Linked DNA regions of Homo sapiens: region 1 is linked to region 2. Evidence: chromatin contacts called from ENCODE Hi-C or POLR2A ChIA-PET data. All regions are on one chromosome and are shown on one strand. The core of a region is the stretch at or near the end of the contact, and the rest is flanking DNA. Distances in the headings are between cores, read along the strand shown.

Region 1 (5,524 bases), core at 660-3,159, 2.3 Mb after region 2:
TAGAAGTTAATTTGGTTGCCCTGCCCCACCCCACTTCACCATCACGTGGCCAGGTGGGTGTGCCCTTGCAGGCCTCCGATCCTGGGCTGGGCTAAAACCCCAGTGGAGCTGAGGGTGTGCATGGGGACCGCACCATTCCGTTAATTTAAAATGGGAGAGTGTGACAGGAAGCAGAACCGCAGGTCCAGCTGAGGCTGGCACAGGGCCCCGGGGGAGAGCAGAACCCGCCCTTGCCCATACCCCACGGTGGGTCCCTTTGGGCTGAGCAGTATGAGTAGGGTAGCCTCTTGGTGCAGGTATGTGGGCCAAGGCTGGGTGGGCACAAGTGAGGGGTCCCAGGCATGTTTCCTGAAGGGCAGGAGCACTGGAGGGGCTGGACTCGGAGGAAAGAAATTCCCTTAGATCCAAGAGGACAAGCCTGGGAAGGTTTTGCCGCCAGAGGCCTCTGGGTCGCATCCCCTTCATTTTGTAGATGGGCCACCTGAGTCCAGAGATGGAAATGGACTTGCCATCCACAGCAGGTGGATGACAAAATCCCAGCTCCCTTCACAGCAGCACCATTCCTGGTAGCTGAACGGTGCACATAGCCCAGACGCCCATCAGCAGAGGGCCGGGCACAGGAGATGTGGTGCCAGCAAGCAATGGAACATTACGCGGCCATGAAAAGGAACGAAGCTCTGACATGCTACAGCGTGGGTGAGACCTGAAAACCTCATGCTCAGGACACATGACCTCATCTGTCAGCCTGTGAGCTGTCCCCTCCCAAGGCTAAGGTGGGACAAAGACAGAGAGAGACAGAGACAGAGAGACAGAGAGAAACAAGGACAAAGAGAGACAGAGACATAGAGACAGGGATAGAGACAGGAAGAGAGAGACAGAGAGAGAGAGACAAGGACAAAGAAAGAGAAAGACAGGAAGAGAGACAGAGAGACAGGGACAAAGAGAGAGACAAAGAGAGACAGAAAGAGACAGGGAAAGAGATAGAGAGAGACAGGAAGAGAGACAGAGAGACGGAGAGAGACAAAGGCAGAGAGAGACAGGGACAAAGAGAGACAGAGAGATACAAGGACAAAGAGAGACAGAGACAGAGACAGAGAGACAGGGACAAAGAGAGACAAAACAGAGAGACAAGGACAAAGAGAGACGGAGAGAGACAAAGGCAGAGAGAGACAGGGACAAAGAGAGACGGAGAGAGACAAAGGCAGAGAGAGACAGGGACAAAGAGAGACAGAGAGATACAAGGACAAAGAGAGAGAGAGACAGAGACAGAGAGACAGGGACAAAGAGAGACAAAACAGAGAGACAAGGACAAAGAGAGACAGAGAGTGAGAGAGACAGAGACAGGGAGAGACAAGGACAAAGAGAGACAGAGAGATGGAGAGAGACAGAGACAGAGAGACAGGGAGAGAGACAGAGAGAGATGGAGAGAGACAGGGAGACAGAGACAGACAGAGACAGACAGAGAAACAGAGGGAAAGAGAGAGGGACAGGGAGACAGACAGCGTGGGAGCCGACGGCATCCCGCCGCACCCCTACTGGAGGTCCAGGGGTTCCGTGAACAGGTGTGCACGGGGCATCCCTCCGCGCAGGGCTCAGGGCTCACAGGAACTGGTCGGCAAAACATGATTTGTGATCTTATGCCTGGGACATGGGCGTTGGCTGTATTTTCAAGTCGGCATCCTGTGAACTCCCCCTGAAGCGACACCCTCTCTTCCCACTGAACCCTGAATGAGGAACAGCGACCCTTCTTGTCAGCGCGCCTCTGCCTGCCGGAGACCCAGCTTCCACATCCCCTGACCGGCACCCACTGTGCACTGCAGGACACCAGCTTGGCCTCTCATCCCTGCCTGGGCACAGGACAGAGGCCAGCGAGCGTGGTCGTGGGTCCCCGATCCCACCCGTCCGGCCCTCCAGGCTCACAGGACAGGCCACCACCAGGAGCATGTGGGGTGGGAAAGGGGCTTCCTCCACGCCAGGAGTTGGGTCCCCAAACATCCCCAGGCCTGTTTGCCTGAGATGTGGGCAGTGGGCCTCCAGGTGCAGGCGTGTGGACCAGCCGGAAGCCCTGGGCAGATGCATCTTCCAGGACACCCCTCCCCACAGTGGGGCTGGGGCAGGGCCCAGGAATCTGCCCCTTTAACAAGCCTCCAGGGGAGTCATGAAGAGCCTGGGACAGGCCCCCTGAGGAGGACACTGTCATGAGGGCCAGCCTTGCCACTGCTCGGGGCCCTGCTGCAGCCACCGGCCTCCCCCATGGGAATCGGGTTCCTCATTAGCCAAAACCAGGACCCGGAAACCTGCCCAGACTTAAAGCACACGGAGGAACTTGAACCGGAAGCCACGAGATGCCTGATTCCCAACTTCCTGGGAAAACGCCAACGCTGGTAGCATTGGTCCCAGGGCCCCACAGGAACACTGCTCACAGGCACAGGCGCCAGGCAGGGGCTCCCCCAACCGGCCTCACACACCTGAGCTGATGACTGGCTCCGCAGGCATCTGGGAGTACTGGGCATGAGGAACAGGAAGCTCTGTTGGGGGTGCAGGGACGCTGCGCTGGGGCAGGGGGAGTATGTGCCCTCTGCCCACAGCCGCCTTTCAGGCAAGGATCCCAGTGGCGAGAAAAATAAGTCAATTCTAATAAAATGGCCTTTCAATTAAATCCAATTTTCCCAACCATTTGCCTTTTAATTTGAAAATTCGTTCACAAGGGGATCACGGTTCTGGGACAAAACAGAAATTGCTTTTGAAACGTTGCCAATAGTTTTAAAAATCATGTGTATCAATGGGGAAAGGAGACCAATTTCATAAGACATCTTTAGGAAGTTTTATCAACATCATAAAATGCAAATACATTATTGGAAGTGTAGGTTTTTCTAAGAAGATTTAGTCTAGGAGGGATGGGCTGGGTGCAGTGGTTCATAACTGTAATCCCAACACTTTAGGAGGCCAAGGAGGGAGGATTACTTGAGCCCAAGGGCTTGAGACCAGCCTGGGCAACACAGGGAGACCTCAGCTCTCCAAAAACTTAAAAAAATATTAGCTGGGCATGAGGGCGTGATGGCATGTGCCTGCAGTCCAAACCACGCAGGGTGCTGAGGTGGGAGAATCACTTGAGCCCAGGGGCTCGAGGCTGCAGTGAGCCATGATTGCACCACTGCACTCCAGTCTGGGCAACAGAGCTAGACCACAACTCTAAAAAAAAAAAAAAAAAAAAGGGAAGGAAGGAAATGAAATAAATGAGTTCTCAGTTGTAACAGGGGCGTCCAGTGTGTATTACCACAGGTCTTGCAGTGGAAGGCTTTGTGTGGCCACAGCATTTGGGGGTGGTCATTGGGGAGCTGCTGGCCGGCACCCCCCCAGCCCTGGCACCATCAAGTCAGGGCACAGAGTTGCAAAGGACAGTTGTGCTGGGTGTTCCTGGTTACGCTGTAGCCAGGCTGTAGGCTGCTGGCACACCCAGGAAGCAGGGCACCTCGACCCTGCCCCAACTTCCATGAGGCCTCAGACAAGTCCCCTCCCTTTGCCAGGCTGGAAAGGTGACCAGCGTTCCAAGTCCTACAGTGCCCACAGCAGTGGGAGCAGGACAAAGACCAGCCACCGAGGGCCCTCCGGCAAACCCAGACCTCAGCCTGCTTGGATCCTCAACTCCAGGGGCCGCTGTACCAGCTGCACCACAGGGAGAGCCCCCACACACGTGTGACTCAGAACAGGAAAGGAACTCACACCAGCAATTAGGCCCCCACAGCTTCCCCGGGACCCACGGAGCACAGGTGGGCTGGGGAGGGGACTGTGTGGCCCAGAAAACCAGCCTGCCCAAGCTCCCTGGAGCTGAAAACAAGGCTCTCTGATGACTTCTCGGTTTGACTCAGGGCCTTCTGAGGTCTCAGCCTAGGGGTTCTCACCAGGGGCAGTTCCACCCCCAGAGGATATTCCCATGTGGGGACATTTTCCACGGGGTCAGAGGGTGCTGTGGAATCTAGTGTGCAAGACAGGGATGCTGCTTAGCACCCTACGTTGCTCAGGGCAGCTGCCCACAGCAGAACGCACGCCCAGCTGTCGGGGCCGTGGCGGAGAGGGGGTGCTGTGCCATGGCTCCGAGCTGAGGCTGGCCAGGCACTTTGCAGGGCCTCAGGCTCACACGCCAACCCTGCCCCAGTTCAGAGATGAGCAAGTGGAGGCCAGGAGGCCCAGTGGCTGGCCCAAAGCTACTGAGGGCTGAGGAGCTGGGACTCCAGCCAAGCCCAGGTCCTCTGATGGCCTGGCCGCACCCGAATGCTCCCCTCTGCCCTGTGGGGAGGAGTCCGCAGCCGGTGAGGGGCTCTCAGCCTCTCTCATCTCACCCTGCCCAACCCCTCTGGCCTCGTCTTCCATAGCTTCCCACGAAAGCCACAGCCCCCTGTCCCCCTGCCCTGTCCCAAGCATTCCCTCCCTGTCCCCAAGCATCCCCTCCCTGTCCCCTGTTCCTCTGTCCTCTCCCTGTCCCCCTGTCTCCCTGTCCCCCATAGGTTCCTTCCCTGTCCCCTTTCCCTTTGTCCCCTAGCCCCCCATCTTCTATCCCCTCCCTGTCTGCATCCCTCTGTCCCCTCCCCATCTCCTGTTTCTCTGTCCCCTCCCTGTCCCTTGTCCCCATAGATCCCTGCCCTATCCCCATGGGTCCCCTCCCTGTTCCCTGTCCCTTTGACCTCTCCTTCTCCCATCCTCTGTCCCCGTCCTAGCTCCTGTTTCTGTGTCCCCTCCCTGTCCCCGTCCTCCTGTCCCCTCCTTGTCCCCCATCCTCTGTCCCTCCCCGTCTCCTGTCCCTCTGTCCTCTCCCTATCTCTTGTCCCCATGGGTGCCCTCCTTGTCCCCTGTCCCCAGTCCCCACATGCCTGGCTATGTGCTCTCTGTGTTCAGCCTTTGTCTACCACCCCCTTCCTGCCCTCCCATCTCATCCCTATCTCTCCAGGCCAGGCCAGGACCCAGCCTCCTCTAGGAACCCCGTCTCCGGCTGACGCCCCATCCTCTCCCCTCACCACCTGACAGGAGGTGGGAGACCAGACATTTCCTTGGCCATGGGCCCACAGGTAAGGCCTCGTCAGTTCCCCAACCCCTTCCACCTCTGCCCAGGCCTGGGGCAGACAGGGCTCCACAACCACCTTTGATAAGCCAGGACACTCCACCCCGACTGAGCCCACTCTGGAAGAGGCACTCCCCATGGGGACACCCACTCCCACCTGCAGGGGCCCTGGCCGCAGGGCTGCTGTTACCTACCCACCCCTCGGTGGAGCTCTGAGACCGAGCCGTCCGCACTCAGCCTGGGCAGGAGACACAGGCCCCTCTGCCCCGTCTGGCCCAGCCATCCCGGACACTGGCTCTTAAGGGGGATCACAGGAGGGGTGCAGGGTGTCCTCCTCCATTCAGGGAGGAGGGAAAAGCCCCCAGGAACTCCACCCGCCCCGGGCCACCCCTAAAGCAAACATCTCAATGCACTTCTGATTCCGGTGGTTCCCAAACCACCAATGATTTTACCTGTTATTTCAGCAGA
Region 2 (5,732 bases), core at 2,831-5,330:
CCATGTGGTCACTGCGCAGAGCAGGGAGTAGCCTCCTGAGACGCTGGCCAGCAGGGGTCTGAGTGGAAACCTGGGTGTGGCAGTGGCAGGGCACCCTCAGGCAGGGAGGGGCCTGAGCCCAGGGCTCATCCCATGGTGGGTGTGCAGGAAGAGGGAGGCTGGCCTTCATCTGAGTTCCCCAGGATGTGGCAGAGGACAAGAGGGCCCAGCATCTGCTCAGGCCCATGAGACAGGGAGTCTCACGCATCTGCCAAGCCCAGGCAGGCAGGAAAGCCTCGAGCCAGTGGGCAGTGACAGGACGAAGCCCAGGTGTGCCACCCCATCTCCCCCAGTGTGCTCTCTCCTGGGGAAGAGGGTCCTGTTCCCTTTGCCTCCTCGGGACTGGCTGAGCGGAGATGGTGTATCCCTTAATAGACTCACCCGAAGATAGACCAGGAGGGGCCTGAACATGGCGGGTCACCCGTCACCAAGGAAAGAGCAGTGTGGGGCTTCCCACGCCACGACAAAGGAGTGCTTCCATATCCCCCAGGGTCTGGGCCTGGGCCTCCAGGGCCTCTTGGGAGACTCACTCCTGCAGAGGTGAGGATTTCAGGCATTCGATGGAGCTCAGGTGATGGCGGAGGGGGCACCTCTCACAGAGTTCTGGCAGGGCAGGAACAGAATCAAGGTTTCCTCACTAGCTGGGAGGCCAGGATCAGTTTCACTGCTGCTCTGTGCCTCAGTTTCCCTATCCAGCCTCCCTCACAGGGTTGTTTACAAGTGCCGGAGGCGAACTGAGGTCATGAGTGTAGTTCCAGTGTGGGGAGGGTCCCTCCTTTCCTTCATCCCACCACGGACCTGGTGCCCTCACTCTTCTCTAACTATGGGGCCATCTCTTTGAAGGCCACGAACAACAGTACCCTTGCACCAGGGCCTGCATGCCAGGCAGGACTGAGTCGCTGAGAAATCTCCATGGTAGTGGCACCTCCCAGTCCCAAAAGCCCCTCCAGTGACCTGGACACACCCAAGGGCACTGGCTGCGCCCATGAATGTCAGCAATGCCTCCAAGTGGCCTTCTGAAGGGACAGCCGGTCATGTCCTCGGGGTGCTGGCTTCCCCCAGCTCGGACAGCCAAGGCATGAACTGGGCTCAAATAAGTAGGAAGTAGGGGGTCCAACCCAGCTCCGTCACTGCCTCTGTTGACCCTGGAGAAGCCTGTCCTTCCGTTTAGTCCTCTGAGAGCAAGGATGACCGGCTGCTGGGTGCCAAGACCCAAGTCCTCCTGGTGGTGGGAGGGGGACTGGCGGGAACATGGGGTCTATGGCCCTAGACACCTCTGGCATCAATCCTTCTCGAATTGCCGCCCCGAGCTGCCCACTGTCCTGCCTCCTTATTCAGGGACGCCAGGAAAACATTCACTCTGGGACCTCTGGCGGCGTGAATATCACTGAGAACTTAGCCGAGGACCAGACACATACCGCACCTGGCCAGAGTCCCTGGAAACAGAAGCACGGTCCCCTGGTTCTCGCGAGGGAGCAGGCTCTCCTTCCACACAGATGATGTGTTCCCAGTTACCACGGCAGAGCACCAACACACAGGAAGGTCTAGGGGAGGCCCCTCCCTCCAAGCCCAGGCCGGAAACTGCCAAATCAAAACTGTGTGGCACTCGCTTCCTCCTGAACCATTTGGGTCTTAGAAGATGACTGAAAAATGAAAGCGAGGAAGCCTTCTCTAGCTGGCCAGCCCATGGCACCCTCGGCCTTTCCAGCTCTCTAGCGCCATGGCCCACGTCCCACCTCCCGGGTGCAATGGCTTCTGTGCACACTGCTTCCCATCCAGGCTCCAAATCCAGACCCAAGACGGTTCTCAACCAAGAAACACACGAAAAGGGTTTCACACTTTTTCACGACACCCCCCAACTCCAGTGCCTGGCTCAGCCCCCAGGTGTTGACTAGCACCTACAAAGCATTTGCTGACTGGCGCAGGGAAAAAAAAAATGGCCCTGGGTGTCAACAGGGAAGCCCCTACCATGCTGCTCTCGAGGGATGTGCTGCGGCCCGAACACTGTCAGTGCCACTGAGGCCGAGTGTGGCCGTGGAGACAATGACAGGACCTGGAGGACCAAGTGCACTCTTAGGGCCCCACACTGCGAGAGCACAGGGCCAGGAGCTGCACAGGGCTCTGCAGCAGACACGGCCGCCAGGCGAGAATCAGGTGGGCAGATGTGACTCTCCACACGTAGGTCCCCAAACCCTGCAACCTGCAACGCGGGGCCTGAATGCGGCTTCCTTAGCAGAGCAGGAGCTTACTCTTGGCACTGGGGGAAAGGGGAGGGGTGAGGCTGGGGTTTTTGTCGGGGAGGAGAAGTTGCAGAGAAAGAAAAAATCCTGAAACGACAGACAGTGGGACAGCTGTGGCCTGAACTTGGTGTTCTTGCTCCTCGGATGTGGATGTATTAATTTCCATAAATGCTAATAGCCCACTTCCCCAAGAGCTATTACTTATGTCATCTCCCCTTGGACACAGTTCAACACAGGGCAGACAAATGAAAGGGAGGAAAAGACAACCCCCAGTGGCGGTCCCCAGCTCCTCAGCCCCCTCCCAACCAGGCAGCTCAGGTCTGGTTCCTAAGGTGGCCCTGCTAACCGCAGGGTCAAGACCCCTGCCTTCAGCTCCGTAGCCAGGTCCCTATCACGACAGGAAGCAAGAAAGTTACCAACCCCAAAAATGCTGAATCACAAAGTGAGGCTGAGCAGGAAAGTGGGGGTGGGGAGGGAAGGAGACGGTGGCCAGGGAGGAAAGGTGCTAAGGGGCTTTCCACCTGGAGCACCCCGGGATGCTGCGGGCAAAGCACAGTCCCTGTAAGAGCCCCCAGGACAAATGCCAGGAGGAGGGACACCAGGATGCGGCTGGTTGGCGGGGTGGGAAGGTGGGCAGGTACCCCGGCTGCTGCTAATGCCGCAGGACGCGGTGCAGCAGTGGGGTCTTTGCATCCTGGGAGCAGCAGCAGGTAGGGAGGTGCGGAAGTGCTTTGTGCCAAGGCCTGGCAGGAGGGAGAAGCTTAAGATAGGAGTAGGGGCTCAGGGTCAGAAGTGGCGGTGTGTGTGCTGTAAACAGCCCGAGGAACTGGTGCAGGAAGCAGGGTCACAGTCTTGGGGAGCAGGGTAAGGTGGTGAGAGCGTGCCCGCGGGGAGAGGTCGGAGGGGCTGGGGGCAGAATGGGAGGGTGGGGAAAGGGACCGGAGCGACACAGGGACAGGCAGCGAGAACGACGGATGAGCCTTGAGAAGCGATCAGGAGGAGAGATGGGGAGGACCGGGAACAGCAGCGCCCCGGTGGGGCTGCGCAGAGGCCGGGAGAGGGGATGAGAGGAGGATGGAGGAAAGGGGAGGGCGAGGCTGCTAGGACCGGAGCGGGCAGAGATGGGGAAGAGGTGCACCGGGAAGAGGGACGGCGGCAGGGGCAGGGGTCAGGGATGCGAGCTGAAGGGTCGGGCGGGCGGGAGGACAGGGAAGGAAAGACAGAAAGGGATGGGGGAAGGGAGACGATGGAGAAGGAGGTGAGGAGGCTGGAGAGGAGGTGAGACAGCGGCGGAGGCAGGGACGCAGGGCCGGGGAAGAAGAGATGGAGACGGGACCGCGGCGCCTGCCGCAGCGCGGGCCTCGCGGATACCCGCCGCCGCCGTCCCGGAGCAGCTTGGTGGAAAGCGCGCCCCGCCGGGGTCTCCCCGGTACTCACCTGGGGGCTCCAGCTCCGGATCCTGTGCCCCGCGCCGGATCTTCCTTCCCGCCCTGCCCCTGCGACTTTAGCGCCCCCGAATCCCGCTAGCTCCTGCAGGTTCCGCCAGCAGCATCTTCACCTCGTGGGACGCCCGGGGCCACGCCTCTTCCAGCTTCTGATTGGCTATTGTTCACGCCAGTCACATTACCATTGGTTGAGGGGTCGTCGGACATGCAAATCAGGATGGGCCCGCCGCCGCACCGATTGGCTGGCGCTCGCAAAGCGCAGCCCTCGACTTGGGCTCTGATTGGCTCCGCGGCCCTGACGGCGACAGTGACGCGAGGCGGGTTCTTGGACTGAGTGTGCGGCGCGGTGCGCCGCCTTCCGAGGCTCCTCCCGCGGGTGGCAGCGGACGGGGCGCGCCCCTCGGCCAGTCCTCGGTCCTCAGGCTTGTGGCTCCGTTGAGCACCGGCCGCCGGGCCTCTGGGTCCGTCGAGTGGAGACTCTCTGAAAAGCGTGGGCTCCGTGGCCTCCGGCGCGGCCGCGGCGGGTCGGTCTCCTAGGTAACGCGGCCCGCGGCGGGCGGAACCATGTGGGCCGGCGCCGCGGGGGAGGTTGGACGCGGCCTCGAGGCACAGGGGGCCTCAGTGTTGGCCAGAGCCTCGGGGTTCGGGGGTAGGGTGGTCCACGCCGTCCCTGCGTGGGGGCCCGGTGCCTGGGGTGCGGCGGTGGCGCGCGGCGGGGGCTGTCCCCGCGTTAGTCGCAGGCGTCCCCCCTCGTCGGGACACTTGGGGTCGGGGCCGCTGGGTGCCGTTTGGCTACGTGGGTTCCTTTCTGCCCTTGCCCTTTGCCCCCTGCCCCCTGCCCCCTGCCCCCTGCCCCCTGGCCTCTCTGCAGCCCCTCGGCTGAAGGGAGCGCGGTACCGATGTTCTGGGCCTTGGCTCCCCGCGCCCTAGTCCGCGCGCATCCTTCCCAGGCCGGAGTCCGCGGACCCCGCCTGGCCGCGCCCCTCCGCCCCTCCTCCCCGCCCCCCGGCTCCAGCTCCGGCTCCGGCTGTCAGTTCCCCGCGGTGGCTCTGCGGCCTTCGGGCGTCCCTGCGAGGCTTTGTACCCGGCGCCGTCCCGGCCTTCTGCGCCCCTTTCCTGCCTTGGAACCTCCCGGCCGACCCGGCCCGGAAGGCGCCACCCGCTCCCGCGTGCCCTTCCCCACGCGTGCAGGCTGCTCCCGCCCGCCCCCGGGCTTGCAGGCACCTCGCTGCCCGAGATTCCTCGTGTCTAACTTCTTAGGAGACCGCTGCTTTCTGCCTCCGTGTGTCGCGATGTGTGGCTTTGGTGGACGTCTGTGAAGGAAATCCAGCCTCTCGCGTGTGTAGTTGGCAAAAGGAGGAGTATTTCTGTTGATGGTGGGCAGCGCCTCCCGGTCCTAACCCAGGGCTCCGTTCGTTGCACCTCCTCTGTGCAGTTTCCGTAGGTCACACTTGTGTCTTTTTGTATGCTAATTTGTGCCCCGTTTCTTTACATTCTATGGGGGTAGCGAGCTTGTCTGCTGTGTTCAAGACCGTTTCTCCCGGGCGCAGGGTAGGTGCTGAAAGAATGCTCATGAATGAGGGAATTCCAGGCAGTGCTTAATCAGACCTCTGCTTCCCCAAAAGCTCCCCAAGGCATCTGGGTCTCAGGCATTACACATTTTCCATTCCGGGAAGGAGGCTTCCCGGACCCTGACAGCGCCTCCCACCCCCTGCATCTTCCTTCAGCCCTGCTCACCTCTGCACCCTCCCGGGGGCCTGTTGCTGCTCACAGTCACTTTCTTGTCTTTCTCCCCCACTGGCTTTCTAGATGCTTGAAGACAGCACATTTGACAGCCTTCTTATGCACTGGAACACAAGTGCTCGGGAAATAGTTGCTGAATAGATCAGCAGAAGCAGAGATCTCAAGGAGATTTCACAGCTCTCATTTTGGAGGTTGGAAACAGGTGGGGAGGCTGCGAATCTGTCCTGAAGTTAAAGAGGAGACAGCATTAGCCCTGGGTTCCTTT

The links. Hi-C counts contacts between places; a loop is a spot of excess contacts on that map. ChIA-PET counts read pairs that join two places held with the same protein, here RNA polymerase II (POLR2A). Pooled maps may share reads with other maps.
Region 1: a loop to region 2 is called in a pooled map, with 5 times the contacts of the local background. The contact joins the enhancer-like site here to the promoter of NPHP4 in region 2. A Hi-C loop is called at or near these places in 1 of 37 single-sample maps with no recorded cell type and 3 of 50 pooled maps. POLR2A ChIA-PET finds 5 or more read pairs at or near these places in 1 of 52 experiments (Panc1).

What each region holds. Positions count from the first base shown.
Region 1 is chr1:3,675,381-3,680,904 of GRCh38, reverse strand. All of the region lies in intron 1 of TP73 (tumor protein p73), which reads right to left. Among named protein-coding and RNA genes, the nearest start is that of TP73-AS3, 9.2 kb to the right of the region's middle. RefSeq lists an enhancer at 1-216 and a silencer at 506-673. Within about 2 kb of position 1,909, at least 2 of the 41 ENCODE cell types and tissues checked have a DNase peak (open chromatin) inside an H3K27ac peak, as active enhancers do.
Region 2 is chr1:5,990,773-5,996,504 of GRCh38, reverse strand. It overlaps NPHP4 (nephrocystin 4), which reads left to right and starts at 4,080. Exons shown (of 30, transcript NM_015102.5): 1 at 4,080-4,261. It also overlaps a transcript of KCNAB2 not described here. RefSeq lists enhancers at 2,731-2,780, 4,657-5,511 and silencers at 3,531-3,780, 3,861-4,040, 4,081-4,250, 4,401-4,580.